Linked DNA regions of Homo sapiens: all the other regions are linked to region 2. The links are chromatin loops, found by intact Hi-C in ENCODE. Cell type or tissue: PC-9. All regions are shown on one strand. Links, peaks and the distances in the headings refer to the core of each region. The heading gives the core; the rest is flanking DNA. Region 1 overlaps ARHGAP19-SLIT1 (ARHGAP19-SLIT1 readthrough (NMD candidate)). Region 2 overlaps SLIT1 (slit guidance ligand 1). Region 3 overlaps SLIT1 (slit guidance ligand 1).

The links. Peaks named below come from ENCODE experiments on the same cell type or tissue, not always from the same donor. Only the 100,000 strongest peaks of a DNase experiment are listed, where the experiment ranks them.
Region 1: it touches region 2 in a loop (17-fold over the local background); 21 of 110 quality-filtered maps call a loop at or near these places.
Region 3: a loop joins it to region 2, with 13 times the contacts of the local background. A loop is called at or near these places in 6 of 110 quality-filtered maps.

The regions. Positions count from the first base shown.
Region 1 is chr10:97,205,757-97,216,392 of GRCh38, reverse strand. The region is part of intron 11 of ARHGAP19-SLIT1 (ARHGAP19-SLIT1 readthrough (NMD candidate)); the gene reads left to right. Among named protein-coding and RNA genes, the nearest start is that of SLIT1, 25 kb to the right of the region's middle. In PC-9, for the core only: CTCF peaks have their summits at 5,528 and 5,730 (motif pointing right); no DNase peak of the experiment used is centred there.
Region 2 is chr10:97,032,347-97,042,982 of GRCh38, reverse strand. SLIT1 (slit guidance ligand 1) reads left to right here. Exons shown (of 37, transcript NM_003061.3): 20 at 1-82; 21 at 2,863-2,995; 22 at 5,217-5,285; 23 at 8,441-8,512. Among named protein-coding and RNA genes, the nearest start is that of SLIT1-AS1, 65 kb to the left of the region's middle. RefSeq lists enhancers at 4,401-4,901, 7,959-8,715. In PC-9, for the core only: CTCF peaks have their summits at 5,230 and 5,439 (motif pointing left); DNase peaks (open chromatin) are centred at 4,772 and 5,422; H3K4me3 peaks cover 1,009 bases; H3K27ac peaks cover 303 bases.
Region 3 is chr10:97,113,173-97,123,808 of GRCh38, reverse strand. All of the region lies in intron 4 of SLIT1 (slit guidance ligand 1), which reads left to right. Among named protein-coding and RNA genes, the nearest start is that of SLIT1-AS1, 16 kb to the right of the region's middle. In PC-9, for the core only: CTCF peaks have their summits at 6,016 and 6,231 (motif pointing right); no DNase peak of the experiment used is centred there; H3K27me3 peaks cover 1,301 bases.

The sequences.
Region 1 (10,636 bases), core at 3,719-8,718, 170 kb before region 2:
GCCTGGGCAACAGGGTGAGACTCTATCTCAAAAAAAAAAAAAAAAAAAAAGATCAGATCTTGTGAGAACTCTCTCACTATCAGGAGAACAGCATGGGGGAAACCACTCCCAAGATCCAATCACCTCCCACCGTGTCCTGCCCCTGACCTGTGGGGATTACAATTCGACATAAGATTTGGGTGGGACACAAAGCCAAACCATATCAGGTACTGTTATCTCCAATTGTATAGAAGACACATATGAATAGTTTGATAACTTATGTTGTCAGTTACAAAGAAACGTAGCTGACAAAGTGGCCAACCTAACATCCAGGGCTGCTGGACTCCCAGGACTATGGTGTTAGGCAGGGGTTACAAAACCCAATATCTATAGGAGCCAGGAAGGTCATGTAAGGTAATGAGAACCACAAGTGCTTCAAGATATTTAAGAACGCCATGGAAGCCAAACCCGACCCCTCTGCAGCCTGCATTTGGCCCAGGAGCCCAGCTGGCATCCTCTGCATGGCGCTGGGCTGCTCGGCTCCTGACTGCTTGCTGATCTGCACAGGACACTCCCAGAGCCTCTCAGTGGTGGCTCCCAGAGGACAGCAAGAAGCGCGCCTTCCGGGAAGAGGATAAATGGCATTCGGACGCAGGAGGGCATCCACTCACTTACCTCCGCCAACACTCCCCACGCCCTGCAGGAACTGCTTAGGGAGGGTCTGTCCTCATTTCTCTGCTCTTCTGCATGCCCTGCCTAATGCGTTCGTCTCTGGCCACAGGTGCATATTAAGCACTGGAAACGTGGCCCATCTGAACTGAGATGTGCTGTGCGAAATAACAGAATTCAAAGATGTAGGAAGAAAAAAGGAATATAAAAATATCTCGATAATTTTTTACACTGATGACATGTTGAAATGAGATTTTGAATATGTTGGGTTAATAAAATGTATCATTAAAATGAATTCTACCTGTTTCTTTTAACCTTTTTAATGTGGCTAACTAGAAAATATAAAATTACACATGTGGCCCATGTTATATAGTGATTGTCCCAGAACCTCTGGGCCTCTAATCCTATGCTGTCCTTTCTCCCCAACAACCTACTCCACCAGAACCTTGGCCACATCTTTTTTCCTTTAGTTAGTCCTTAGTCCACTCTGGGGAGGAGAAGCAGGGAGAGCTGGTCAGAGGACAGGACAAACACTAAAAATGTCACCCCACCCCCGTGAGCTACTGCCCTGGGCATACAGACCCACTAAGTCTTTCTGCTCAGGTTAGAGGCCTTGGGCCAGGGCCTTCTGCCTCTCTGATGAAGAGCCATGGGGATTTAATGGACATCTAATGACCCAGTGATCCAGGCTTTAATAAGTACTTTGATGTAACCAAAATTGGCCATTAATGAGAGGTCTTATATTGTAGCCCCTTCTTAAACACCCGCCGTATGTGCTTTGTGACATGACCTAGGAAGAGGAGAATGGAGAGGAGAGACATGGCCTTCTTTCTTGTCTCTGCTTCCCTCTTCCATGGGAGCATGAAAACCTACTCTTTCCACATGGGGAGGAATATAGAACCATCTGGTGTGGAGGAAAAGGGGATATATTTAGTCTGAAGCAAATCTTTAGCAGAGACATAGAATCAAAGACGGTCATTGCTATTTGGGACCTTAGAGACAATGGATCCCAATGGTTTCAGATAGGTTTATGCAGTGCCGCCAGGGTTACTGTGAGGAGGGGAAGGGGGTCAGAAGGACAGCACCTGATTCTCCGCATCCTCTTCAGCCAGGGAGCTCCCTTTTACCTGGTTTAGAGTAAGATTTTGTTTAAATAAGTGGCTTGAAAATCATTGAACTAGCCCACAAACCATGTGTTAGAGAAACAGTTTCAGAAAGATGGCGACTTAGGCCCAGTTGATGCATTAGTGAGGGGCAGTGTGGGGGACTTGAGTCTATCTCTTTTTAAATTAACTCTATTAAGCATATAGTTTGATACATTTTTTTTTTTGAGACTGAGTCTCACTCTGCCGCCCAAGCTGGAGTGTAGTGGCGCAATCTCGGCTCACTGCAGCCTCCTCGCCTCCTGGTTTCAAGTGATTCTCGTACCTCAGCCTCCCAAGTAGGTGGGATTACAGGCAAGCGCCACCATGCCCAGCTAATTTTTGCATTTTTAGTAGAGATGGGGATTTCACCATATTGGCAAGGCTGGTCTCGAACTCCTGACCTCTAGTGATCTGCCCGCCGTGGCCTCCCAAAGTGCTGGGATTACAGGTATGAACCATTGCGCCCGGCCAGTTCGATAAGTTTTGACAAACATATACGTCTCTGTAACCACCACCCCAATTAAGATGTACATTTCCGTCAGTCCAGAAAGTTCTCTCATGCCACTTTGCAGTCAGTTCCCCATGCCCCTGCCCCAGGCTGCCAGTGATTTCATTTCTGTCACTGGAGATGGCTTTTGTTATTAAACCCCTGCTAACTCACAGTTGGTGTGCTGACCATGCCTCCCACTCTGGCTGACCCTGTGTTTCCAGGTGTTCTGATGTGGACAAAGGAGGATGCTTGTGACATGTTTCTGGGAGCAATAGCAGGAATAAGAAGACTGGTTCTGGCTTATGGGAATCTGAGTTCCTTGAAGGCCAGAGCTGTTCTTTATATTCTGTTTCCACACTACCTAGTGCAATGCCTGGCACATACGAGGCCTTTGGTGAGGGTGGGAAAGTAAGGTGGAAGGGTGGGTGGGCGGAGGCCCGGAAAGATGTGTACGGGAGGTCCAGGGACACTTCCTGGAGCTGTTACTTAGAGACGAGTTACATAAGGACGGGGGCTTGGGGCGCTGTGGGGCAGAGGTGGATGTTTTGAGGGCCCAGAGTTCATTCATTCCGTGTGTATTTATTTAGCTGGTGATGTTTCACAGGGAGTCGTCAGGGATGTCAGAGTCTTGGGTGGGGGGTTGATGGAAGGGAGGTGCTGGATGGTCCAGGAAGGTAGGGCTGTCAAGAGTCGGGGCTGCAGATGAGAGGAGGAGGGAAATGGAAGCCCTGAGGGGTAGACAGGAAAGGGTAGGATAGAGTGTGTTGTGAGAGAGTCAGGCTACACTGCAGGCATCGTTTCCCCAAAATGACTTCTAGACAGTACTTTGGATAAACAGGTGTTTTGTTTTTTTTTTTTTTTTTTTTTAAAGACAGAGTCTTGCTCTATCCCCCAGGCTGGAGTGCAGTGGCACGATCTTGGCTCACTGCAACCTCTGCCTCCTGGGTTCAAGTGATTCTCATGCCTCAGCCTCCCAAGTAGCTGAGATTATAGGCACAACTTGTTGCCCAGGCTGGAGTGCAATGGCACGATCTTGGCTCACCGCAACTTCTGCCTCCTGGGTTCAAGCGATTCTCCTGCCTCAGCTCCCGAGTAGCTGGGATTACAGGCATGTGCCACTACGCCAGGCTAATTTTGTATTTTTAGTAGAGACAGGTTTCTCCATGTTGGTCAGGCTGTTCTCAAACTCCTGACCTCAGGTGATCCGCCCACCTCAGCCTCCCAAAGTGCTGGGATTACAGGTGTGAGGCACCGCGCCCAGCTGCTAATTTTTATATTTTTAGTAGAGACGGGGTTTCATCATGTTGGCCAGGCTGGTCTCAAGCTCTTGACTTCAGGTGATCCACTCGCCTCGGCCTCCCAAAGTGCTGGGATTACAGGTGTGAGCCACCATGCCTGGTGATGAACAGTCTTTAATAGTGTTTAATATGTGATAGAAAAATATAACTTATATGTTAAGTCTGAATTTCTAGATTCTTTAGGACCAGGCTAAAGTGTATATTTGGGGTTGTTTTGTTTTGTTTTTTAGAGACAAAGTCTCTGTCATCCATCCAGGCTAGAGTGCAGTGGTGCCATCATAGCTCACTGCAGCCCCTAACTCCTGGGCTCAAGCAATCCTCCTGCCTCAGCCTTCTGAGTAGCCGCGATTACAGGCACACACCACAGTGCACAGCTAATTTTAAAATTTTTTTTTAGAAATGGGGTCTTGGTATGTTGCCCAGGCTGGTCTCATATTCCTGGCTTCAAGTAATCCTCTTGCCTTGCTCTCCCAAAATGCTGGGATTACAGGCATGAGCCACTGTGCCCACCTAAAGTGTGTATTTGAATTTGTATCAAATTTAAAATGTTGAGGAAGAAATAGAAAAGTGGCCTGCATATGTGATAAAATTACTGAAAGTTTGCTAAAGTTTGGTGAAGATTACCATGGGCGAAATGGTGAAGGGGAAGATGACAGGGTAGTTTTAGGCACAGGAGTTCCTCCACAACCGAATAGGGGCTCCACTGACGGAGGGGGTGGGAGGGGAGCAGAGGGGAGAGCAAAGGAAGCTGTGTTTTTGTTTTGTTTTGTGTTTTTCTTTTTGAGACGGAGTCTTGCTCTGTTGCCCAGGCTGGAGTGCAGTGGCGCGATCTCGACTCACTGCAAACTCTGCCCCCCGGGTTCACGCCATTCTCCTGCCTCAGCCTCCCGAGTAGCTGGGACTACAGGCATCCGCCGCCACGCCCGGCTAATTTTTTTGTATTTTTAATAGAGACGGGGTTTCACCATGTTGGCCAGGATGGTCTCGATCTCCTGACCTCGTGATTCACCCACCTCAGCCTCCCAAAGTGCTGGGATTACAGGCGTGAGCCACCGCGCCCGGCGGCTGTGAGGGCTGATAGGGCACTGGTTCTCAAACTGACCAGGCAGCCAAGTCACCTAGAAGTCTTTCTGAAGCATGGCCGGGCCTTACCCCTGGAGTCTCTGATGCAGGTCTGAGGCCCAGGAACTTGCATTTCTCATTGGTTCCCAGCTGATGCTGATACTGTTGGTCCAGCATGACACAGAACCACTGATGCAGAGGTGGCAGTGGGTGTGCGGTTTGTGCCCTGTGGTGGGTGTGGATACAGGGAGGCCGCCCACTGCGGGAAGTGGAGGGGCTGGTGTGGCTGGGAAGACCCCCAGGCAGAAAGGTGGGATTGGGCCTTGGCCCACAGGATGAGAGCAAGCTCACGAGCTGGCGCCTGGTGCTGTGCACACAGTGGGCGCCGAGGCGGGCAGGGGCCCAGGAGGGCGGCAGCTGGAGCTGGTCCTCCACAATTAGGAGGGCTGATTGCCTGGGCCACACACCTGCAGCATAGTGCCAAAGGGGAAAAAGGGAAATAAATCCAGACCCTCTGAGAGTGCCCCCAGGAGGCTGCCTACTCTAGTTTTTCTGCCATTTTGATTAGCTCTGACAGAAAGGAAACCAATTTCTCCTGAGCGTAAATGTCTTAGGCATTTGTATGCCTTATCGCATTTAATCATCATAGTCTCGTGATGTCGGTATCACCCATCCATTTTTAAGGATGAGGGAACTAAGGCCTTGAGAAGTGAAGGAACTTGCTCGTTGTGATCTAGGTGGACCTAGGATGCAATAGCCTTGGGGCTGACTTGTCTGATTAAACCTTCCCGAGGCTTCCCTCACCCCCAATATTATCATTTGAATGTGTAATCAATAGAAAACCAATATGTAATCAGTATAATCCATTGTTAAAGAGCTACTTTACATTATTTTTCATACTAAGTCTTAGAGATTCAGTATGCATGTTACACCTTCAGCCCATCTCAATTCGGATGAGTCGCATTTCAAGCGCTCCATAGCCCTGTGCCCCCTACTCCTGTGGGACAAGAGCTGCCCGCAGGGATGAGAATGTCCAGCCACACGTGCCTGTAATCACCATTTCTACCACTAGATGGCGCAGGTGAGCTTCCCTGGTTCAATGCATCAAGTGTTAAGAGACGGGGTTGGTGGGGACTTAAATTTCTCTGTCTTTGATTTATTTGTTTAAATTTTAATCATTCTGCCAGAAGTGAGCTTGAAAGATTCCAAGCCACTACATACTTACCCTAGAAAAATCACAGGTAGTTGGGTCTGTGTGTGTCTGGGTACAACTGTAGAACGGAGTACTCCAAGTTAACGTCCATGTAGAATACAATGTTTATTAAAAGATAAATAATTTTAAAATTGCTAATTTAAAGCTTACACGTACATTATGAAAACCTAATAGTAACTGTAGTAATTATTTAGAACTCAGGCAAAACAAGGATTTTTTTTTTTTTGGATGAGTATTTTCTTACTGGCATTGTTTAGAACAGCAGGTGTATTGTGATAACAAAAAGGAGACCAACTATTAGTTAATTATTTAAAAACTTCTTCAGAGACAAATGACTCTTTTTTTTTTTTTTTTTTGAGACGGAGCTTGGCTCTGTTGCCCAGGCTGGAGTGCAGTGGCACGATCTTGGCTCGCTGCAACCTCCGTCTCCTGGGTTCAAATGATTCTCCTGCCTCAGCCTCCCGAGTAGCTGGGACTACAGGCACACACCACCACGCCCGGCTAATTTTTGTATTTTTAGTAGAGACGGAGTTTCACCATGTTGGCCAGGCTGGTCTCGAACTCCTGACTTCAGGTGATCTGCCCGCCTTGGCCTCCCGAAGTGCTGGGATTACACATGTGAGCCACTGCACCCGGCTGACAAATGACTTGTGTTCTGCACCCAAGGGGAACTGATTCCACAACGTACCCCCTCATCACCCCCTAGCCTTGGTCCACCATTGGTCCTCGCCATCCTGGAGCTTCCATTCTGTTTCAAGGATGAGGAATCTGAGCCTAGAGAAGCACAGTGTCCCCACTTCTGTCACATGGGTGCTAGCGGCAAACCTGGACTAGAAGTCAGGTACCCCAGACTCCCTGCCCAGTGCTCTTTTCACTGGGTCATTCTGTTTTAGCAGTGGTGGCCATGGCAGCCATTTCTGTTTCTCATGTCTCTAAACCCTAAGCCTGAGACAGTGACCAAGGGCCCAACCCCTGCTATGTCATTTATAGTCTGAGCATAGGGCTGGGACCAGAGGAGGCCCCCAGCAAATTGTTGAGTGAATGTTGAAAGGAAGGAAAGAAAATGCCCTCCAGACATTTCAGAAGCTCATCATTCCTGGAGGTGGGGGGACCTCAGCCAGCCATCTGGTGGCAGACTAACTACATTGGACCCCTTCCACCATAGAGGGGACATCAATTTTGTCCTCACTGGAACAGACTCTTATTCTAGATATGGATTTGCCATCTCTTCCCAAAATACTTCTGCCAGTGCAACCATCTGTGTCCATGGAATACCTCATTCACTGTCATGGAATTCTACATAATATAGCTTCTGTCTTGCTCTGTCGCCCAGGCCGGAGTGCAGTGGCACGATCTTGGCTCACTGCAACAACCTCCACCTCCCGGGTTCAAGAGATTCTCCTGCCTCAGCCTCCTGAGTGACTGGGATTACAGGCACCCGCCACCACACCAGGCTGATTTTGTATTTTTAGTAGAGATGGGGATTCACCATGTTGGCCAGGCTGGTCTCAAACTTTTGACCTCAAGCAATCCACCCGCCTTGGCCTCCCAAAGTGCTGGGATTACAGGCATGAGCCACCGCGCCCAGCTGTCTTTTTACTTTCTTATTGTGGCTCCAGAAAATGTTGAATTACCTATGATATCTGAATAGCTAGTATATGTATATGGCACCAGATTCAAAAGGTATGAAAGGATATTGAGACTCACAAAATGGAAGAAAATATTTGCAACTTATATATCTGACAAGGGAGTAGTGTCTAGGATATATAAAGAATTTTTTTTTTTTTGAGACAGGGTCTTGCTCTGTTTCCCAGGCTGTTGTGCAGTGATGTGATCACAGCTCACTGCAGCCTCAACCTCCTGGGCTCAAGCAATCCTCCCACCTCAGCCTCCCCATTAGCTGGCACTACAGATGTGTACCACCATACCTAGCTAATTTTTTGTAGAGATGGGATCTCGCTGTCTTATCCAGGCTGGTCTCACGTTCCTGGGCTCATGGGCTCAAGCCATCCTCCTGACTTAGCCTCCCAAAGTGTTGGGATTACAGGCATGAGCCACTGAGCTTGGCCAAGAATTCTTACAACTCAACAATAAAAAAAAACAAATAACCCAATTTAAAAATGGGCAAGGATATGAATAGACATTACTTCAAATAAGACGTACAAATGTCCAGTAAGTGTATGAAAAGATGTTCTGCTGCTTGAATCCAAAGAGTGTTAGTTCATGTCCTGTCCAGGAGATGATTTCCCCCACCTTGACTTTCCCCAGTGTCATTCAAGCCCCAGCTTTTAAGATCCCGCCCCCTAGAAGCCTTCTCTCTCCAGGCAGAGCTCTTGGCTCCACTAGCTGAATTCCCACAGCAGCATGAACGCATCTCTTCTGGAGCCCTGGTCACGTTGCACAGTGTTTATGTGACTGCTTTTCTTAGAGATGGTGAGCTCCTGCAGGGAAGGGATCAGTTCCTATTCACCCTTGCATCTCCCTGGCTTAGCAGGGTGCCTGGAACACAGCAAAGACTCAGTGTCTGGCTGGCTGGCTTGCAGGAAGGACAGCTGTCTCTATTTTTAATTTTTTTAGAGATAGGTTCTCACCTGGGCTGGAGTGCAGTGGTGCGATGACAGCTCACTACAACCTTGAACTCCCAGGGCTCAGGCGATCCTCCCACCTCAGCCTTCTGAGTAGCTGGGACCACAGGCACGTACCACCATGCCTGGTTGCCGCCTCTATTCTGGACTGAGAGTAGGAGACTGTAGCAGGAAGTCAAACCTGATTAGGTAAAGACCACGGCTCAGAAAGGTTAGGGAACTGCGCAGAGAGTTCTGGAACTGTGGCTGCCTCCATCTTACTAGAAAGATGAAACTGCTTTCTGAACCTGAAAACTCACCTATCTGGCTTGTAGATCTTTTAATATTCTAGGTTCCTGACTGAATGGGACGCCCATGAGTCACTGTAGGGGGGGCACAGGTCTGAGGAGAGGCAAGGCAGTGAGTCCCTAGGTTTCAGCTCAAACAGAAACCCTTTGAGCTCTGAAGGGGCATGTGCTTGCCATAGGAGGGAGCACCTGCTGGTCCTTCCCTCTCTGGCTCTGGTGGGTTGTTTCTGGAAACCCTTGGGTCCTAAGGAAACCCTTTCTCAGTCTGCCCCATTGGCTGAGGGCAGATGTGGGAGATGAAGGATGGGCAGGGGCCCTGCTCCATGAACCCGCACTTGGCCCGCCCTGGGGAGCCAGCAGGGTGCTCTGTGAACCCACACTTGGCCCACCCTGGGGAGCCGGCAGGGTACTCCATGAACCGGTACTGGGCCCACCCTGGGGAGCTGGCAGGGGTTGCTGGGCTCACCACCTCCTGTCTCTACAACCCCCAATCGCTGGCCGCTCACAAGTGGCCATTGGATGTGTGAGAGAGATTTCCACAGAAAGTGTTTCTGTGGCTGCCTCATTTTAATTAAGTGAACCTGGAATTTAAGGGTTAGCTCCTCGGTTTTGGGGTGAGCCTCTTGTAGAAATCCATCTCTTGTAACTCCCAGTGTTGGCAAGTGTGTAGTGAGATGGGGACCCTCACACCTGCTTGGGGTCGGCGGGGGGCTTTTCTGGGTAGTTTGGCAATAAATATCAAGCCTCAGACATTTCCCCTTGTGTTATCATTTATTTTTTAGGTGTGATAATGCGGTTATGTTAAAAACAGTCCTTTTGTTGTAGAGATACATACTGAAATATCCATGGGTGAACTACACAGCAAACAAATCTGGGATTTGTTTCGGCATCATACATTTGGGGTAAGGAGCGTGGGTGGGGTATAGCTGAGAAAAGCTTGGCTGTGGGTCAGCTGTTGTGGATGCTGCTGGATGAGGGGTTCAGGAGTTCATGGTACTGTTCTGTCTACATTTATTTATTTTTTAAAATTCCATAATAAAAAAGTTCAATTAAAAAGTCCCCTTTGACTTGGCATTTCTACTGTGATGACATCAGTCCAAACCCCCAGCATCACTCACCAGGCTTCCCTGTTTTCATTCCCATCCCTCCTCGGTTCAGGGGGATCATGCCCCATCTGCATCTCCACTCACAGCCCTGGGATCCCTAGGGCCCACCTGCCCCCAGGCTTCCAGATCCCAGAGCCTGTGGGTGCTCTCTGGCCTCAGCATCAGGGACACTCTCCCTCCACCCCCAAACCCCTCACCTGGATGGTGACTACTCATTCATCTGATGTCAGGTTGGTGTCATCTCAGGGGAGCTGCTGACTCCCAGGCAAAGTCACACTTCTCTAATACTCTCCATCCTTCATGGATGGGTCCTTCATAGCTCTCACTATAATTTGTAACTATAAACTCTTTTTTTAATTAATTATTTTTTTGAGACAGGGTCTCACTCTGTTGAGGCTGGAGTGCAGTGGCATGAACACAGCTTACTGCAGCTTGGCCTCCCAGGCTCAAGTGATCCTCCCACCTCATCCTCCCAAGTAGCTGGGACTACAGGCACATGACACCACGCCCGGCTAATTTTTGTATTTTTAGTAGAGAGGGTGTTTCATTATGTTTCCCAGGCTGGTCTTGAATTCTGGGCTCAAGCGATCCGATTGCCTCAGCATCCCAAAGTGCTGGGATTATAGGAATGAGCCACCACACCCTGCCCTGATAAGCTCTTGTGATTGCTTTTGTTTCATTGCAGTCTGCCTCCTGTACTAGACTGTGAACTCTCTGAGGGCAGAGACTATGTCCGTGTGGCTTACCACTGCATCCCAGAGCCACACACAGAGCCTGGCACATAGTAAATTAATGCAGAAGG
Region 2 (10,636 bases), core at 2,344-7,343:
AACCCGCGATGCCAGAACCCTGACTTTTTGCGGCAGATTCCCCTGCAGGACGTGGCCTTCCCTGACTTCAGGTGTGAGGAAGGTAACTCGTGGCCCCCCGGTGGCAAGGGAGAGGGCGCCCTGGGTCCAACCAGTGGGGTGGGGCAGGTGAGGAAGATGGGAGTGGACAGGCAGCACCCCCTGGCATGCCCCTGAGAGGAGAGGTTAGGTGGGGAGGGGAGGCCCTGTTTTCAGGAGGAGACGCGCCTGCCTGGTGGTGTCTTTGTGTGGTTATAAGAGCAATAAAGTTCCTATCCTTAAAAAATGGGAAAGTATGGATAAAAGAAGGAAATAAACTTTACCTATTATTCCATCGCTCAGAGAAAACAGTTCCCATTTTAGTGTAGTTTCTTTCTGTAAGTTTGGTGAACTCAGACCTGCCTTTTGGCTGTCCCTAAGCACTCTAGACTCATGGGGTCACCTTATCTTAATATGCAATGGAACCCTTTTGAGTCCCCTCCCCCATATGTAGGAAACCCTGGTCACTCTTTGCTCCAATGCCTTGTTTCCTGGGACTTCTCAGGGTAGCCCCATCCCTCATTTTTTCGCCACAGCACCAAGCACGGAAGGTCACTGTAGGAAGCAGATTTTTCTCTGTGCAGCCATCCCATCCTTAGTGTCTCTCAGCACCCTGCCGCAGGGAATTTCTCCCTGGCTGACCTCAGCTTCCAGCCCCCTTCTCCGCTTCTGGGTGCTAAGGTGCCTCCCTTCTCCCTGGTCTCTCCCTTTCTTGCCTTCTACCCCCTGCAGCCTACTCCCAGTGGCAGCTCCACCCTCAGCTGGCCTGGCCAGGCCACGTGGCAGTGGAGAGCTTTGACTTTCACCCCAAGAAACACCATCAGGGTATTTTCTAAACAAAATTAATGAATTCTCTAAGAATACTTTTGCTTCTGACTTCTAAAATTTAAAAAAGAGTCTATACTATTTACATATATATTTTATTAATTTATATAATAATAGCTTGCAAGTCTTTTTAAAAATGTCTGATTTGTTTAAAACCTAACTATATATTTTGGGCATTTTCTCATGCCATTAACTATCCTTTGGAAACATTATTTTTTCCAAGATACGGTTTCCTTTTATCCTTCTTTTTACAAAAGAAATGCATCCTCATTCCTTAAAACAACAACAACCAAGGACAACCAGAAGGAGGATTTAAAAAAGTTACTGACAGGCCAGGCGCGGAGGCTCATGCCTGTAATCCCAGCACTTTGGGAGGCCGAGGCGGGCAGATCCCTGAGGTCAGGAGTTCAAGACCAGCCTGGCCAACATGCTGAAACCCTCTCTTTACTAAAAATACAAAAATTAGCCAGGCATGGTGGCGCATGCCTGTAGTCCCAGCTACTTGGGAGGCTGAGGCAGAAGAATCTTTAGAATTTGGGAGGTGGAGGTTGCAGTGAGCCGAGATCACACCGTTGCACTCCAGCCTGGGCAACAGAATGAGAATCTGTCTCAAAAAAAAAAAAAAAATTAACGATTTGCCCACTACCCCCCGGCCCCCATGCCCCAACTCTGGATAACTCCTGTCGACATTTGCTATGTGGCTTTCCAGATCTTTGCTGTGTGCTCATGTGCACAAGTGTGGCACACAGAGGATCTTGCAGGGCCACCTGTGAAAACCTTTCAACAGGATGGACCGCTATCTGGAAGGCTCCACAATTGATGTAAGCAGCCCCCAGCTGCTGGACATTCAGACAACCTCCCAAGTCCCGCTCCAATGCATCGTGCTGCCAGGAGCACCCTCGTAGATGCTCCCTACGTATATATTCCACTCTCCCCTAGAACAGCTTCCTAGAGGTGAAAGGATGTGAATATTTCTAAGATGTTGCTGCTGAGAGCCTGGTGGCCAATCGAGCAGGTTCTGGAGGCAGGCTGCTTGCTCCAGGCTGGGGCAAGTTTCTGAACCACTCTGCCTTTAGTTTCCTCATTGCTCCAATGGGCTAATAGTAACACATTCACTAGAGAGCTGTTCTGAGGATTCAGTGAGTTCACCCTTATCCTGTGGGGCCTGCACACAGGCGACCTGCATAACTGATGGTCACTGTCACCCGGGAGCATGTGCTACCAGCATCCCAGTGTCCTCAAGAACTCCGACCGTGGTGATATTATCATCTCTCTGACACCCAATCAGCAGAAAGGAAGGCACAGATTTTTTGAATAGATGAATGAATCAATGAAGGGATGGTGTGGTATCGAGGGCTCGGATTTTGCGGCAGCCAGACCTGGGCTCAGACTCTGCATTGCCTTGGACCCACTTTATGATTCAAGCAAGGTGCCTAACGTCTCCAGACCTCAATAAAATGGAAATTCATCCACTTGTTCATTCATTCATTCAACTCATCTGTTTTGAGGGCTGCTGCGTGCCAGGCACTGCACTAGGCACTGGGCTCTATCAGTGAAAAAAAGAGGAGAAAAGAGGCCCAGGTCTCCATCCTCCTCATGCCTGCATTCTAGGGGCGATGCTGCACCCCTAACTGTACTGTTAAGGAGACAATGTCGATCCAGTGCCCGGAGTAGCAGGCACTCCGGGGATGGGATGGTGCGCGGCCATCCTCCTGTTCTACTTTGACCAGGTCCACTTTGAGTTTGAGGAGAAAGAGACCAACTCAAGACCTATTTTAACCTCAAAACTGCTCCAGGGGGCTTCATTCCTGGTGGCGGTGGTGGCTGGCGGGGAGGTGTAGTGCACAGACTTACTGATGGCCAAGGTACTGTCAGAGGGGTCTTCTGTTCTGAGAGGCCCCAGAGCATGGCCCTGACTGTAGGAGGCCCTACAGCGGCCCGTCCACCTCCCTGACAGGGGCTTCGTGCCTTCTTCCCTAGGCCAGGAGGAGGGGGGCTGCCTGCCCCGCCCACAGTGCCCACAGGAGTGCGCCTGCCTGGACACCGTGGTCCGATGCAGCAACAAGCACCTGCGGGCCCTGCCCAAGGGCATTCCCAAGAATGTCACAGAACTGTGAGTAGCTCAAGGCCTTGCCCCCTTCACGTGGGTCCACAGGACGGGGACAGTGGGGGCATTTCCTGAGGGGCTGGGGCCTAGCCATGGGAGGAGGAGGTGACCAAGAGCAGGCATTAGCTGACTAGGAGCTGGAGTTCGGGCTTTGCAGAAAACACTGCCTCCAGAAAGGCTTTGAGCTTCTCTCTGATTCTCCCTCTGCGGTCACCTGATGACCGCATGGCAGCGAGTGCTTCCTCCCTTTAAACTAAGCTCCGCCTTTAAAATGAGGAGAACCTTGCTTTCCCGCCTGTCATTGTCTCAGGCTCCTGTGTCATGAAGACACAAATGTGATTTTTGCACCAGCAGTGTAGTGTTCTTCACATGAATCTACTATGACCCAGATAACAAAACCCCTTTTGTTGGATATTTGTTTCCAATTTTTTTTTACTGTCATAAACAGCACCAGTGCTAACACCCCCTCACTGAAATCGCCAGTCAGAGAGCGGTGCGTTTTTAGGACTCTTGCTGCCTTTTGCCTGATGGTCTTCCAAGAAAATCTGTTTCCTTTGCACTCCCATTGACCATGTGAGAAGGTGGCCTTCTTGCTTCCCTGGGTCAGCACTGAGTATGGTGCTGAAATCCTGGCTGATTGGTATTTGGTATCTGAGCACATGTGGAGGATTGGACATAGATGCATTTGACAAACAGGAATGGAGAGCTGGGACTTCTTCAGCAGACACCTCCCAATGAAAGACTCTGGCCAGCTCCTGACCTCTGACCTCTTCCTGTGCTCTGGGGTTGATCCCTCCAGGCCTCCAAAGCTGAGCTTTTCTCCCCCCACCCCCAGGACCAGCGATGAGGCTTCTATTTGTTATTTCTTGCATTACCAGCAAGGCTGGCCTTTTCTTCACAAGCACATCAACCACTGCGGGCCTTTTCCTGGGCCTGGCCTGCCCCGTCTTCACCCTGTTTTCTACTGCAGAGTTAGTGTCCTACAAACCTCATGAGTCCTTGCTTTCTCCTTGGAGCCTCCTAGCAGCCCTGAGAATAATGGGATGGGTGGGGCAGCCTACCTTCTTTGACTGAAGATGGTGAAGTTCAGAGCCTGCGAAAATCTTTTAACTTCTCTAAACCTCAGTTTTGTCATCTGTGAAATGGGACTACTTGGGTATGTGGACGAGGACTGCCTCGAGGATCAAACGAGATGGGTGGGAAGTCAGTTTGTATGATGCAGAGCGAGGGGTAAGGATGAGCACAGCCCTCCTTTTGCTCCTCTCTGGGGCTTTGGGAAGTGGGGGAGAGCTGTCCTGCAGGCTGTAGTTAGTTGGGGGGTGGAGATCCTGTGCTGGAGCTCAGCTTGGCTCAGCTCCTGGCATTGGGCCACTGCTTAGCACCTTCAGGCTGGAGGCATGAATGGTCAACAATGAAGGGAAGAGGGGGAGGTTCAGAGCATCTTGAATCCCAAGCTCTATCCTGTAGAAATGGGAACCTTGGGAAGCTTCGGGCTTAGGAGGATTTCGGTGGGCTTGGTTTTAAGGACAGTGACTTGGATAGCAGTGAGTAGAGTGGAGGCCAGAAGGGAGGTCCAAGGTGCAGAGAACAGACAGAAGAGGCTGCAGCAGGAGCCCGGGCATGGGTGGTGGTGCACAGTCGGCGGGTGGCATGAGAGTGCAAGGAAAGCAAGCTGTGAGAGAGCAGCGGTGGCACTGGCTGCAGAGGGAGGAGGAGAAGCGACATCAGGGTGCGGAGCCTGGAAGGCAGGAAGGCAGAGGGGTGCTGATGGAATGAGGGGGAACTGGTTGGGCAGTCTGGCTGTGAATCAGCTTCACAGCCCATGCCAGCAGGTGGACAGGGGGCCCTGGGAGCTGGCAGGGCCCGGTAACGTGCAAATCAGATCTATTTGGCCAGGAAAGAGCAGAGCAGGGAGGGGAAGGCAGGGGCCCAGGGAGTGTCCATGGACAAGGAGGAGGCTGGGAGGGTGAGAAGGGAAGCGAGAAGGGAACCGAGAGAGGCCACGTGACTATTGGCTTTTTACCAAGTCCTCTGGGTGGCACCTCCCCAGATGGCTTCAACAACGTACATATTTTCTCCTCCCATAAGTGATTCTGGGCCCATCGTGTGGCCTATGTGGAGGAGAGGAAATGAGAGCGAAGTCCCTGGCTGCAGGGAAGGCTGTCCCCAGCATGGGGCACCACCAGAGGTGGAGATGGGCACTAACGCCGCTGTGTTCTCTCTGCAGCTATTTGGACGGGAACCAGTTCACGCTGGTTCCGGGACAGCTGTCTACCTTCAAGTACCTGCAGCTCGTGTAAGTATCCAGGCCGCTTGAGGACAGGAGGGCCTTTGGCATCTAACCATCAGGACTCCGGCTTTCCTGGAATTTCCTACGGACCTCACTTCTGGGCAGATCCTGCTTCTTTTCCTTTCCCTGCTCCCCTCTGGGAACAGCTGTGCCTAGAGCTGTTTTGCCACCTAGTGGCCACGATTGGCAATTACATAGTTCCAGGCCATGTTGGGTTGGACCTGCCTCCTCCTCCTGCCCACGCCGTCTCCCCAAAGCTCCCCCGTGAGGCTGGTCGTGACTGTTAAAAGGGTTATCCTGGTCGGGCGGGCACGGTGGCTCACACCTGTAATCCCAGCACTTTGGGAGGCTGAGGCGGACGGATAACCTCTCGAACTCATGTTGGAGTTCGAGACCAGCCTGATCAACATGGAGAAACCCCATCTTTCCTAAAAATACAAAATTAGCCGGGCATGGTGGCACATGCCTGTAATCCCAGCTACTCGGGAGGCTGAGGTAGGAGAATCGCTTGAACCCGGGAGGTGGAGGCTGCAGTGAGCCAAGATCGCACCATTGCACTCCAGCCTGGGCAACAAGAGCAAAACTCCGTCACACACACACACATACACACACACACACACACACACACACACACACACACACACACACACACACAAAGGGGGTTATTCTTGCAAGGTTAGGAGCCAAGGAGCCAGGAAAAGTGGAGGGTGATGGAAAGCTTCTCGGTCCAGCTCAGCTCTCAAACCAAGTATGAACTATGGCAGCTACAAATACATACCTGTAACTAAGTTTTTCTTCAGGCTACGCCTCTGCTTTTCTATTATTTCCACCTTTGACCCCTTCTACTCCATGAAAATATACAAAATAAGCCTCAGGATAATAAGTTCAGCTCCTTTTAGTTTTCTAGCCTACCTAGCTCCTCACTTCAATTGTCTTTATCTGCTCCTTGGCCAGATTCTACCAAAAAGAAGTCCAGAGAACATTCCACCTTAGTGTGATTTGGAGCAGTCCCACTCCAAGTGCAATCTACGGGCCCACATCAGTCCCAGAACTGTTTGTAATGGGTTTGTAATTAGATATGGCGCTTACACCAGAATCTAAATCAATGTATTGCTTCCTTTGTTGAGAAAGTCTTGCTATGGAAACAATGTTCGCGTAAACTAAGCTAGGTGTGGTGACCGGATCTTGGCCCAAGTTTCTTATTGTGGGTTGGTGAAATTTAGTTCAAGGACTGGCTACTTTGGGCGGCTCTGGCTTACAGAATTTTGAAGCTCCAATTTATCTGTCTTTGCTTAATGACCTGGCCAATGTGTGTTGAATGTTCCAATGGGAGGGGTGGAGAAGGGATGGAGTAGTGTGATTCAGTGGCTGGTGTCAGAGTGCTTTGAGCCAGTGAAACTGCCTCTTGGGGGCTGAAGTACCACCACCTCCTCATCACAGGGGAGGACCACAAAGTGTGTTGAACATTCAGTAGAGCACTTAAATGTATCTCCAAAGACAGTGGAATGATTTAGAATTAGATTAGAGGAACGTTCAGGAGGAGAAGATGAAGGCACGGCACATCGTTGCATTTTCTAAATGTTTCCTGAGCTGAGAGCGCATGAAGTGGGCAGACGTGAAGGCCCCGAAGTCATGGCCCCCTCTCCAGACTGTCATGGTTTAGGGAGGATGCAGGGGAGGGGAGGGAGCGCATAAAGTCGTGTGGGTGATAAGGGTTCCAACAGAGGTCAATGCTGATTAGGGCTGTGGCTCAAGGAGGATGTGATCAACTCAGGGAGGCGGCTTGCGGGGAGGGCATCTTGGAACACGAGCTGGAGTTCATTGGTGGGCAGAGGGAATAAGCTGTCTGGGGCCACAGAGTGTAGTCTGCTCAGAGAACTTCAAGAAGCTTAGTGAATCCTAAGCCTGGGAAGTCTTCGGAGCAGGGAGCAGAGGGAGGGAGGGGCAGGGGCTAGACCCAGGAGTGCCGACAGGTGGCCAGCTAGAGGGCCTGGAGTCCACATGCTAGGCACATGGGTGCCACTGTGGGGTTTCGTCAGCTTTGTGTCATAGAGAAATTGCTCTGGTGCCACCCTCATGGCAGATGGATCAAAAGGGGCAAAGCAGTGGGTGAGAGATGAGGTCAGAATCCCAGGCAGGAGCCAGAGAGAGAGGACGCTGGCTCAGGAGGAGGGCACGGTGCGAGAGGTGACCAGGGCCACCAGCCAGGGGCGGATCAGATGGGTGGGATGAGAGGGCAGATGTGTGGGCAGGCAGCATTATGGAGCTGGAGCCTGGGGGATGGGGCGTGGTAGGGAGAACAAGATGCGGGCGGAGTTTGAGTATCTGTGGGCATCAGGAGGAGGAGTTCATGAGAGGACAGGCTGGGGCCATGGGGAGGGGGGCACTGTCAGCACAGGGGCGTCCCCGAGGGCACCCAGATTGGACTAAACAGGGCACAGATGGGCTTTAGCAATCCCCATGCCTCTGGGCTGAGTACAAAGGAAGCTTCTACCAGAGACTGAGGAGGCACAGCCAAAGGCCCCCAAAGACAGTCGGGAGCGGAGGAAAGCGGGTGGCGGGAGTTTTGAGAAGAGAAGAGAGATCAGTTGTGTCAGATGCCACAGGTGACTCGGAGAGGCCATGGCAGCAACCTGGGCTTGTGGCCAGTGGACCGGCTTTGAATCTGGCTCTGCCTCCGACCAGCTGGTGACCCTTCAAGAGTCATGGATCCCTCTGAGACTCTGGGTCTTTGTCAAATGGGGCTGCCCTCTCCCTCATAGGACTGCCTCGTAGGGAGGGCTTCTGAACGAGCCCACCTAAGGTGCTGGCAGGAGAGAAAGGAGAGAGTGCTGGATCTGGTCGGGAGGCCACCAACACCCTGGTGGGAGTGTTCCCATGGTAAAAAGGGGCAGAGCCAGGCTCTGCTTGCAGAGGGATGGGGGTGAGGGTCAGGAAATGGAGGCACCAAGCCCTGGTACCTGAGGGAGTTGAGGGAGCAGCGCAGCACTGTAGCTAAGCAAGCGCTGAGACCCGAGGCTGTGCACCAGGGCTCCTCTCCACCCCTGGCCAACCTGGCTGGGGAATGGCCCTGGGCAGAGTGAGGGAGGGGAAGAAGCCCGTGAATGTGAGCCAGGGCTGAGTGAGTTCTTTCTAAATCATGATGCCTTTGCCTTTTCCAGGGACCTGAGCAACAACAAGATCAGTTCCTTAAGCAATTCCTCCTTCACCAACATGAGCCAGCTGACCACTCTGTGAGTCCCAGCAGGGCTGGGGTGGGGGGCCCCGGGGCCATGGCTGTGAGTCATTCCCTAGCCCCAGCCTGTGCTTTTTGCTCCCAGATCCCTCGCCTGCAGACGCCTTGCCCTCTGGAGAGGGTGCCGGGCCTGAGAGCCTAAAAGACTTTGAAAAAACATCTTTCATTGTGAAATACAACATATGGCATATATGGAAAATAATAATGCAAAAAGTAAATAGTGCAAAAAAATAAATATACAGTTTCACAAATAATCATAAAGCTAGCACACATGTAGATACCAAGTCAAAAATTAAGGACACTCGGCCAGGCGCAGTGGCTCACGCCTATAATCCCAGCACTTTGGGAGGCAGAGGCAGGTGAATCACTTGAGGTCAGGAATTCAAGACCACCCTGACCAACATGGTGAAACCCCATGTCTACCAAAAATACAAAAATTAATCGGGCTGGGTGGCGGGTGCCTGTAGTCCCACCTACTTGGGAGGCTGAGGCAGGAGAATCGCGTGAACCTGGGAGGTGGAGCTTGCAGTGAGCCAAGATCGTGCCATTGCACTCCAGCCTGGGTGATAGAGCGAGACTCTGTCTCAGAAAAAAAAAAAAAAAAAAAATAGAACAGTGCTAGCACCTTGTCCCTTCCTGATCCTTATTGCTGTCTCCTCCCCTACCCCAAGGCAGCTGCTGTCCTGACTTTATGAGGATCACTTCTTTTATTTTCTTTACAGCATTACCATCTACATAAGCATTTCTAAATAATATAGTCTAATTTTGTCGATTTTCACTTTGTTCAAGTGGAATCATATGGGTGATAGTCTTTTGTATCTGGCTTCTCTTGCTTAGCATTGTCTATGAGATCCATTCATGCCACCGTGGCAGCTGTGGTCTGTTCATTCTCATTGCTAGGTAATGTTCCTTTGGAGGAACGGGCCACACTTTCCTCATCTATTCTAGTCTTGATGGATATTGAGGTTGTTTCCAGTTTGGATTGTTGTGAGCGGTGACCCTCTGAACATTTTTTGTGGCCATATTCTAAGATATTTAAATGCTGGCTTTAATTATATTCCAAGCAACTGATCAGAACATATTACCAAGTGTCCCTTATATTTGCCTGGTGTGTAAAAGTATCTCATTCACCTTCCAACACCTCACTTTACAGATAGAACAGTAGAGCCAGTACCCAAAAAAGGAAGGGGCCCTGACCCAGCCATTCTCCAGGAGCTGAATGTGGGCCCAAGCCAAAATACAAAATAAAAAAATTAGTCAGGTGTGGTGGTGCACATCTGTGGTCCCAGCTACTTGGGGGGCTGAGGTGGGAGGATGGTTTGAGCCTGGGAGGCAGAGGTTGCAGCAAGCCAAGATCACACCCCTGCACCCCATCCTGGGTGACAGAGCTGGACCTTGTCTCAAAAAAAAAAAAAAAAGAAAGAAAGAAAAAGAGTGCTATTCTTGATAATCCCCTGCTCCTGCCTCTCCCAGCTCCGAGACCCAGGCAACCACTGGTCTGCTTTCTGTCACTGTAGGTTAGTTTGCATTTTCTAGGGTTTTACATACAAATGGAGAAAGTCGTTTTTGCTTGGCTTCTGCGCCCAGCATGATTATTTTGAGCTTCACCCATGGTGTGGTGTTGCATGTGCCGGTAGCTCTTTCTCATTGCTGAGCTGTGTTCCACTGTACAGGCATGGATGTGCCACAGTTTGCTCATCCATTCGTCTGCTGGGGAACACGGGGGCTGTTTCCAGCATGACGCTATTGCAAGTGTGATTTCCCTTGTTAATCTGCCTGTCTGCCCTGGATGGATTCAGTTACTTGGAAGCATTTTGGGACAGTGGCTTAGCCTGTGGGCTCTGGAAACTGAAAGCTATAATGAAAATCCCTTCTTAATAACTTTTTTTTTTTTTTTTGAGATGGGGAGTCTCGCTCTGTCGCCCAGGCTGGAGTGCAGTGGCGCGATTTTGGCTCACTGCAACCTCTGCCTCCCAGATTCAAGTGATTCCCCTGCCTCAGCCTCTCGAGTAGCTGGGATTATAGGCGTCTACCACCATGCCTGGCTAATATTTGTATTTTTAGGAGAGACGGGGTTTTGCCATGTCGGTCAGGCTGTTCTCAAACTCCTGACCTCAGGTGA
Region 3 (10,636 bases), core at 3,551-8,550, 80 kb before region 2:
CAGTTTTTTTTTTTTTTTTCAGACAGAGTCTCACCCTGTCGCCTAGGCTGGAGTGCAGTGATGCAATCTGAGCTCACTGCAACCTCCGCCTCCGAGGTTCAAGTGATTCTCCTGCCTCAGCCTCTCGAGTAGCTGGGATTACAGGCGCCTGCCACCATGCCCAGCTAATTTTTGTATTTTTAGTAGAGACGGTGTTTTGACATGTTGGCCAGGCTGGTCTCAAAGTGATCTTGACCTCAAGTGATCCACCTGCCTCAGCCTCCCAAAGTGCTGGGATTACAGGCTTGAGCCACTGTCTCCAAATTTGCCTGTCTCCAAATTTGCCTAGCATTGGGCTTGTTCTGAAATTGTTTGAGGACGGTTCAGACATTCTGGAGGAAAGGAATGGCCCAGTCTCCCCATGCATAGCATTATTTGCCAAATGAAGGGAGGTTGCTCTACTTCTTCTCTTGCTAGATGGCTTACAATTTTACATTCCACAGGAATTTTGAAGGAATCTATTGTTTTGCAAAACTGTGGCGTGCTGATAAAAGGTGTCAGATTTTTAGGGAAAAGCTACTTGACATGTGTGACTTTTTGGCAATCCCTTTAGGGAAGGCCGGGCATTGACTTCAGAAGATCACGTCTTTGGGAAGAGCATGACAAGATCTGTGACGTGCGGCAACTGTCACTGCAGTTCCCTAAGCCTCAGTTTCTTCATCTGTAAAGTGGGGATGGTAATAGCATCTCTGTTTTGGGGATATTGGTTGGGTTCTTTGAAGGGTGTTTGAAGGCCCCCTGTGCAGGGCTGGCCTCCACAAACATTAGCCCCTTTTCCTTCCTGGATAAATGACATCTGTTGATGAGGACAAGTTGAGGGGCCTGGAGATGCTGGAGGGGATGAGCCTCAAGGTAGAGACAGGTGAAATAGACAGGTGAAATATAGAGCTGCTGAGCAGGTGAGGCACAAACTTGGAGTCTGTCTGAAGAACTCAGAGAAGAAGCAGCTCTAGGACGGACTTTCTAAGCCAGATCTAGTTTGCTGGCACTGGCAAGCAGCTTCTGGACAAGGAGCTCCCAGGAAGCATCACTGGCATTTGGCAAACATTTGTTGAATGAATACAAGGGCTGCCCTGATGCTCTCTGAGCTCCTCTCAGATGTGCCTTCCTCACACTCCACTCTGGGCTTGTACACATTGTTCTCTTGGCCCGGAGTATGTACCTCCCTGGACAGATGCACATGCACTTGTGTAACACACTCACACACACTCACATACACATCATCCAGGCCATGTCTGTCATCCTCCGGGTCTCAGCTGAAACACCACTTACCCAGCAAGGCTTCCCTCCTCACCTCGTGGGCTGGATGGGGTTCCTCTGCCACCTGCTCTCGACACCGTGGCTTCACCTTTTCGTAACAGGAGTCTGTTTCCCTTGGAGAGCTGGGGTGCACATCTGTGTTCCCTGTGTCTGCAATACCCAGCATGGCCCTTGCTATCTATTAGATATTCAGTAAATGTTTGTTGAATGAATGAGGCAAGAATCATCTTCCCTTCTGATTATTGTTTACTTGAAAACAGGGTTTCAGTTGCCTACAATGGAGTTGTGGGAACCTGTTGGTACTCATCTCAAGACATGGGAGACCCCATCTTCCATGTTGCTGGAATCCTTATCTCTGTAGCAGCCTCCCTCTCAGAAATGTAGTTGGCTCTGTCCTCACGAGGGAGCTGGAGAAGTAGACACTGGAGTCAGAATGTCTGGCTTCAAGTCGAGGTTCTGTAACTTACTAACTGGATGACTGCGGGCAGTGGCTCAATCTTTCTACACCTTGTTCTCCCATCTGTAAAATGTGTTTGTTAATTCCTGTGTTACTTGCCTGATAAGATTTTATGGATTAAATGAGATAATCCAGGAATATATTATAGCAATGATCAGGTAGCGCGTGCTCAATAAGTAGAATTTGTTCTTGCCGTTAAGCCATATGTGTCCATCCTGTCAAGAATGTGGCATCGGTAAAGCAATGGGGTTGAGCGGGACTATAGCTGATGAGGCAGGAATGGGCAGATGAAATGGAGCCAAGGTAAGAACTACACGTCTGAGAGGTCCTGCAGAGGAAGGCAGGAGGGAAATTGGATGTAGCAAGAAGGCAAGGGGTGGGCTTGCAGAATCACGCTGCACTTAGCCCGAGGGTTTTCTGGTGTGTGATTAGGACTTGGGTTCGGATCTTGGCTCCGCTACTTGACATGATGCATTATTTTGGGTGAGTTACTTCATCTCTCTGAGCCTCAGTTTCCTAATCTGTAAATAGGTTAATAATGGTGACCTCGCAGAATTACTGAAGGCTTAAATAAGAGACTGTATGAACGGCACTTCCACAGGCCCTGGTGCATAGTCGGGGTGCATTTGTGTTTAAGAAGGGAAAGCTGGTGGGGCTCTGCACATGTTTGAAGGGATGGCAGCTCTAAGAGCAGAGTAGACAGATCAGCTCGTCCTGGTGAGAGATTTCCCAAGTCTGCAGAAGGGAGGGGGTAAGCCGACTGCCTTCAGCGTGGCTTCTCAGGGTGACACCACTTATTGTGTAATTATGGAACAATGTGCATAAAAGTGAAAATGTGGGTCCAGATGGCAGGCCTTCCATGCTGTTGAGAGGCAGAGCTAATGAACTTAACAAATCACTGATAATTAATTTTCAGAAGCCAAAGGAAACTGGGGAGCAATGAATAGGTCTACAGAAGGAGAGAATGCAAAGTAGTGCCAACTGTCAGCCTGGAGAGAGGTGTGAGATGCTGGCACTTCCAGGCCAGGGAGACCGTCTTGACATCTAATAGTTTTGGTGGGACAGAACCGGGAGAGAGAAGGCGGTCCAGGTAATATAGTAATAGTCATGACAATATTAGCCAAGCTTGAATGAACCCTTCTATGTGGCAGGAACCATTGTAAGCATTTTATTTGGATCGGCTCTCATTTCAGGCAGCTTCTCCCGTAGGGTAGGGAGAGAGAGTCAGAGTCCAGTGGGTGATAGGGGCCTTTGTCTTACTACCATGGAGCAATGAGGCAAAGTGATGAGAATAGCTAATATTTACTGAGCACTTGCTGTGTGCCAAGCACTGTGCTGAACTCTTCCGGAGGTGTCGGCCGCTTAGCATCATCAACATCCTAGGAGGAGGCACAGAGAGGGTGGGTGACTTAGCCTGCACCCTCAGCAGGATGCAAAGCCTGTGAAAATGTGGAGCCAGGAAGGACTGCGCCGCCGCTCAGAGCCGCCCGTGCACACGGTGTGAAGCAGCATTGCGAGTCAGGAAACTGCGTTTCGGCTCCAGTACCCCGACACAAGTCCTTGAGCCTGCCCGGAGTTTTGTTTCTTTAACTGTGAAATGGGAGCAGTGGATTTGAATCAGGAGGACACACACTTTTCAGACAACAGTCCTGTGTATTCAAGTAAATCTCACAGGGCACCGGAGATGTAAAGCAGACATTGGAAAGGAGGGTGGGGTCTGCTCACTTGCGGCCCCTCCTTTCTCACAGAGCCCCAAAGCCATTTGGGTCTCATTTGGGCAGCTGGGGATGAGCTCAGCAGTCACAGGGAAGTGGCTGTGGGGAGCGGGCCTGGCACACTGTCTTCTTGCCCAACCCTGGGCTGAATCTGACCCTGCACCTTACTAGCTGTGCAGTCCTAGGCAACTAGTTTAACCTCTCTGAGTCCTGTTTTGCTAAACTGTAAAATGGAGCTAAAACTTCTTTGGGTATTCATAAGGATTAAATGTCATAATGTTGTAAAACTCTTAGCTCTATGGATGGTGCCCAATAAAGGCTCAACTAGAAGGTAACTGACAGATAAATGTTTGTTAAATGGATAAGTACTTTTGAATCTATATACATATACATATATATATATATATATATATATATATATATACCCCTTTGGAAAAAAAATATGTATTTCCTCCTAAACTTTCAAGACTAAGTGAGGAAGAATTGGAAGCCCCAGGAAGATGGGCCAATCTGCCAACATTGGGCATATTTGCTCCAGGTGAGAACGAAGGGACTGATCTAGCTGATGGGGTGAAATGTTTGAGTCCCTTTGTCTTCCTCGCTGGCTGCCAACACAGAGTGGGCGTCCACCGGGACCCTCCCCACCGCTGCTGAGCCACCTCCTGCCTGTCTCTGGGGGTCAGATGCAAAGCCAGGGAGGATGGGTGAACCCAAGGCGCCGTCTCCTGAGTCCTCCCAGACCCTCCCGATGACCTCCTCGCACCGCCCCGTCGCAACCCACCTTCTGTTCACGGCCCATCAGCTGGCTTTCTCCCTGACTGCGCTCGGATTTGAGCCATTGTGAATTCATGTTTCCAGATTAATTAGCAAGGCCCCATGTCAGATGCTAACTGGAACCCAGATGTCTGCTTGGTTCCTGCATCAAATCATTTTGTCCCTGTAATTGAAGAACACGGAGGCAGCAGCCAGGCTGGCCAGACCCACTAGCTTCCCCCGCCCCTTTCCATTAAAAGAGAAATAAACCCACTTCCCACCTGGGAGGATCGGGGAAGGGGGATCTGCCCACCATTTCTGTGCCAGCCAATAGGATGGCGATGAGTTGACCCCTGACCTTCCTGTGAGGGTGGGGTTCCCTGAGGAGTTTCCCATGGGTTTACAGGAAGGTAAGAGGGGTGGTGAGGACGGAGAATTCTTCCTAATTTTGACTTTAGCCAGACACCCGTTTCCCAAGCTAGAACACTGCCCCTCCAGGGGAACACAAGAGACCCCAGGCAGTGCCTGCCTGAATGGCCCATCGCTGCTGGGCTGCGTGGAAACTTCCAGCTTCGGGGTCACGTTGTGCATGCCTGAGTGAAACAGACATGTCAGAGCAGGGATGTATTTCCGTTTCTCTCCAAGCCATATGTTGTGCATGTGTGTGTATGCCTTTTGTTTTTTAGCTATAATTTATTGGGCACTTACTATATCCCAGTCGTCATGGCTAACATTTTATATGTACTGTCTCATTTAATCCCCACAGCAATCCTATAAGAGAGGATTCTTTTATCCCCATTTTTTCTGGTGAGGAAATTATGTATAGTTCAGAGAGGTTAAGTAACTTGCCCAAGGTTACGTGGCTAGTGTGTGACAGAGTTGGGTTTGAATCATTCGGTATGTCTTTTAAGTGGAAGCAGCAGTTACAGGAAAGATGAGCCATGTTTCCTTCCCCCTTAATAATGTGTGTTCTCCTGGGCAGAAGAGGTGAGAACAGGTTTGGTCATACCTTCGCCTTTTCTATTGAAGGTCAGAACCTGCGACGGCCATTTTGGAGATAGAGGAGCGCTTTGATGGGTGGCACAGAAGATGCCAAGGGAGGCCAAGAGATGCATGGGCTGGAGTCTGGAGTGTGCCCGAAGCCTGCAGAAAGCCCTTAAAAGTGGGGAGTGGGCTCTAACTCCATGGCTAGGTCAGTGCCCCAAGTCCTGCTGCGCCAAGAAGTGGAGGACAAAGTCCTGAAGGCCCTGAGTTCTTTGGGAAGTTCATGGGCATCCCAAAACTGAGGGTTCAAACCCAGCTCCAGCTTACGCAGCCTGTGACCTCGGGCTGCTCGTGTCACCTTTTTGAGTCTCAATTTCCCCATCAGCAAAATGGGCCTAAAACCTTCTTATACCATATAGTCCTTGTAAAGCTGCACTGAGTATTATGTGATATTCAGGCCCTCAGGAAATGTGAGCGTACTGTGATGGGGCCAGACACCTCAGAACGTCTCAATTTAATAAAGTAGAATCTTAAATAGTAAATGCAAAGATTTGGAATAGCCATGCTCAAACACTAGAGAATGAGGAAGCTGTTTATTAAAAAATGTAGATTTCAGAGCCTTACCCCTGACCTTCTTATTGAGAATCTGAGGCTGGAACCAGAACTCTGCATTTTGACAGATCCCCCTGGGGTTTCTGAAATGTATTCATTGAGCTTTCATTCTGAGACACATTTACAGAACATTCAAATATAAGAGCCGGCAGTGACTTCAGAGGTCTTTTAGGCCCCTCCATTCACAGAGAAGGAACTCAGGTTGTAACTCGGAAATGAGTTGTCCTCAGGGAGAGCCAGAAGTGGATCTTAGTTCACTGATTTTTCAAAATAGTTGCTGGTAACTGAGTGACTTGCATGTGCGTCACTTGCATGGCCCAAGCCTCATGGACTTTTTCAGACTCAGCAACCGAAGAGATTATTTATATACTCTCAAATTCTACCCTTCCAATTTACCCCTGGTACACTGTCACCAGGTGGCAGTAGTATGCTATAGAGCCTCAAGGGTTGTTCCTGGAAATCCACACCCTTGTGGATTTATAACCTTGAATAGTCATATTCCTTTTTTTAGTTGTTAACATGAAGACAAACACCTTTATTATGCTAGCTAAATGCAAGCAAACATCAAGCAAATATCGACATGGAGAGTATGTTTGGAGCAAATTTTCCAAGCAAATAAGTTATTAGAGACAGGAAGCTATCTTTCCTTATAATTATTTAATAGACGTTGTTCTTAGTCCTTCATCTCCCTGTAATTTTTTTTAATTTACCTGCTTTGCTCTTTGGACACCCACTTCACATGCTTTATTCTCAGATCTTTCAGGGTTGGGCTCCTTGATGTCAGAACTCATGTCCCTGGAACTTCTCTTCATGTCAAGTGTTTTTCTAAGTCTCTGCTCGTAGAAACACAGAGAAAAAATTGCTTTTTTTTCTGATTTCATTTTCTCCTCTCTCTATGAAGCAAGGTATTGGCATGTCTCTGCCACCCACTGTAGTTAGGGATGGGGAGGGAGGGAGAGAAAACAGTGTTGGGTACTGACTGTGGACCAAGTTCCAAGCCATATGCTTTCCTGTTACCTCACAACAGTGGGCAGCAGAGTGTGTTGTCATTTCACAGACAGGTAACAAGCTGACGGGTGGAAGGAGGGGGTGGGCAGGAGTGAATCCCAGGTCTTTGGAGCTCCAGAGCCCATCCGTCCTCTCGTTTCCATGGTGGGCTGGGGATGGAGGGGATGTGGGCTGCCAGATGCTCCCCACTCCTACAGAGGAAGCCCAGATGCTCTGGGGTGAGGACCAGGCCTGGTGACAGGCTCTCCCACCCCCAGCCTGCACCAGAGAGGAGGCAGGAACACCTGGGCCCCTCTCCCTGGGGAGCCCGACTGCATGGCAGCTGCTTCGCTGGCATTCTTGAGAGTGTTAATTGGGCAGGATGCCCAGCCCCCAGCCCCACTGCCTCCTGAAATGAGCTGGACCAGGGACAGAAACCCCACTGCTCACCAGGCATAGAGGAGACAGGATGGGCTCCTGGTCAGCAGCTCAGGGAGGAGGCCCAGGATGCCGGGCTAGACCTGTGGGTAGGGGGTGCTCCTCATCAGCAGCCTCCACTCTTCCCTCCTCTGGGGAAGCTGGGAAAGCAGTGTTGACCCCAGGGCTCCGGACAGGCCCTAAGGAGGAAGAACCTGGAATCCTTGCAGTGGGCTTCGGCTAGCTCAGGAGATGGTCTTCTCTAGCTGGAGGGAGGAGGTGAAGTGGGGTGGGGATGAATTATTTGAATTATTATTTCTCTCTCTCTTCCTTCTCTTTCTCCTCTCCTACTGCTGCCTCCTCCTCCTCTTCCTCCTTCCTCATCATAATGAAGACTTATTCAGTACCTGTCTGACCCAGGCTGCCACCAGGACTCTCCATATATTATTTCATTCTCATCTTTCAACAGCCCGTGAAATGTATTTTGTTGATTCTACTTTTACATTAAGCTCAGAGAGGTCAGGCAACTTGCCCAAGGTCACACAGCAGGTGAACTGGCACAACCAAGGCTTGGATGAAGGTTTCACTCCAGAGCCTGTGCTCTGTCAACTCGGCCCCCTGCTTCTCATACTCTGCCCATCAAGGACAGAGCACTTTGATCTTATGGGAAGGTTCCCTTTATCCCTGGTACCCCAGTCCTCCTGGGAGGAGTCTATGTTTTCTTTGTTTTCAAAAGACTTGGAATCTGACACAGGCTTCCTTTCTGAGCCTTGGCTCCTCAGAAGGAAGGGCAGAGAAACACCATTTTCACAGTACAGTGAGAAGGCCGGGTGGCTCATAGGTGGCGACTGGATTTCTAGAGAAGGACCCAGGATGCCCAGGTGCCCAGTGCTGCAGTTGCTGTTGAGCCTCCCCTCAGCAATGACCCAGTGACAGAAAGATAGGAGGGACTCAGGGGTCAGGATGCCCAGGGCTCTTCCAGGCCTGGAAGACCTGGTCAGTGAGAGCCATCAGGGAGCTGAGGGCTGCTGGGAACACCTTTCTCAGACTGTGGTGCCTGGCTCCAGGCTTCTCATCTCCAGAGAACATTTGCAAACTTACAGGCACCCAGAATTGGCCCCCGGACCTGTGAGGGGTCAGTGAAGAAACTGGAGAGGTTTCAGGTCTCCAGAGCTGCTGAGAGGATTTGAAAGCATGGATGTGGGCCATGGGGATGAGTGGGCTTACTCTCTGTTCTCCAGAAGAAGCAGGATAAGTACCAGCAGGAAGGTCTCAGGGCAATTCCAAGGAATAGCAGGCTGGGAGTGGATGTTGAGCCTCAAGCATTAGTGAGCTCTCTGGCCCTGGGCGAGGTCAAGCAGAGCCCAGGTGGGCAATCTCTAAACCAACCTTACGGGGAAGCCAGGAAGGGGCCCCTGCACTGGGCCAGCCTTCAAACTACATGATCCAAATGTTTCCTTGAAGCTCACATGGCCTCTGATGTCGCAATGGGAAAGACCCTTTTGTGCTCTGCCAGGTCACTGCTATTTGCTGAGCATCTACTCTGACACCAGGCACTGATGGTGAACAAGACAGACAGCAGAGACTGTCATGGGTAATGGCAGGAATCGTCACAACAGCATGAGGTGCCATTTATCATGTGCTAAGGGTTTTCCATCATTATCTTATGGAATCCTCTCAACAACTTTATGAGGCTGGAATTATTATTATCCCCATTGTCATAGAGGAGAAAACTGAAATTCAGAGTAGCCAAGAATTTGCCCAACATCACACAGCTAGTGAGCGCTTGGATTTTTATTTTTATTTTTTGATTTGAGAAGGCTAGGGAGACGAGCTTCCTTAGGACTCTTCCTTGAGCTAAGGGATGACCCTAAGTATCCAGGTAGATGACTCCATCACCTACTTTGGACTTTTTATTTTTCTGTCTGAGACAGGGTCTCACTTTGTCACCAGGCTGGAGTGCAGTGGTGCAGTCATGGCTCACTGCAGCCTCAACCTCTTGGGCTCAACTGATCCTCCCACCTCAGGCTCCAGAGTAGCTGGGACTCTGGGACTACAAGTGTGCATCACCACACCCAATTAATTAAAAAATTTTTGTTGCCCAGGCTGGTCTTGTTTCCTAGGCTAGTCTTGAACTCCTGGCCTCAAATGATCCTCCTGCCTTGGCCTCCCAAAGTGCTGGGATTATAGGTGTGATCTGCTGCACCCAGCCTGTACTTTTGATCTTACTAGGAAGACTTCAGAATGTGCAATAATTCCCTCTGCTGTTTCTATGTTCACTTGGGCTCCCTTTCCACCGGCTGGCCTCCCTTAGGCAGGCCCCAGAGTGGGAGTCGGTGCTTCTGAGAGGACTCAGGGCCTCCGTGGCTGCTCCATGTTGAACCTAAGTGTTGCGGTGAATTGTCCTTTGCTCCCCTGGCTTGTAACATTACCACCATAGACAGTTACACTGTGACGTGGTCAGAAGCTGGGCAGGTGGGTGCTCCTTTGCTAGGTCCCTTGTCCTCACTTCCTGCCTTGCTAGGACAGTCCCTGAGTATCCTGAGGGGCTGGGAGAGCTGGAGTGGCTTCAGGCACCTGGTAGCGGGGTGGATGTCTTCCCCTCAATGCCTCACTCCCACCCCTGCCCCACCTGGGAGTGTAGTAAGACTCTCCATGTGACCGTGGGCATGTCTTTATACCAGGTCAGGCCACCCTTTGGAAGATCCATAAAATTCACCTTAAAAATCTTAAAAGAGGCCGGGCTCACGCCTGTAATCCCAGCACTTTGGGAGGCCGAGGCGAGCGTATCACCTGAGGTCAGGAGTTCGAGATCAGCCTGACTGACCAACATGGAGAAACCCTGTCTCTACTAAACATACAAAATTAGCTGGGCATGGTGGTGCATGCCTATAATCCCAGCTACTCAGGAGGCTGAGGCAGGAGAAACTCTTGAACCCAGGAGGCGGAGGTTGCAGTGAGCTAAGATCGCACCATTGCACTCCAGCCTGGGCAACAGGAGCAAAACTCCGTCAAAAAAAAAAAAAACCTAAAAGAAAAATGTTTGGGGCTGAGCATGGTGGCTCATGCCTGTCATCCCAGCACTTTGGGAGGCTGAGGTGGGTGGATCACCTGAGGTCAGGAGTTTAAGACAAGCCTGACCAGCATAGTGAAACCCCCTCTCTATTAAAAATACAAAATTAGCCGGGTGTGGTGGTACACGCCTGTAATCCCAGCTTCTTGGGAGGCTGAGGCAGGACAGTCGCTTGAACCTGGGAGGCAGAGGTTGCAGTGCCACTGCACTCCAGCCTGGGCAACAAGATTGAAACTCCATATCAAAAACAAAAACAGAAACAAAACCCAAAAAAAGAAAGAAAAATGTTCAGAAGAGCTGATTCAGATGGAAAATCCTTTGACGTTGCAAGAGGCTGTA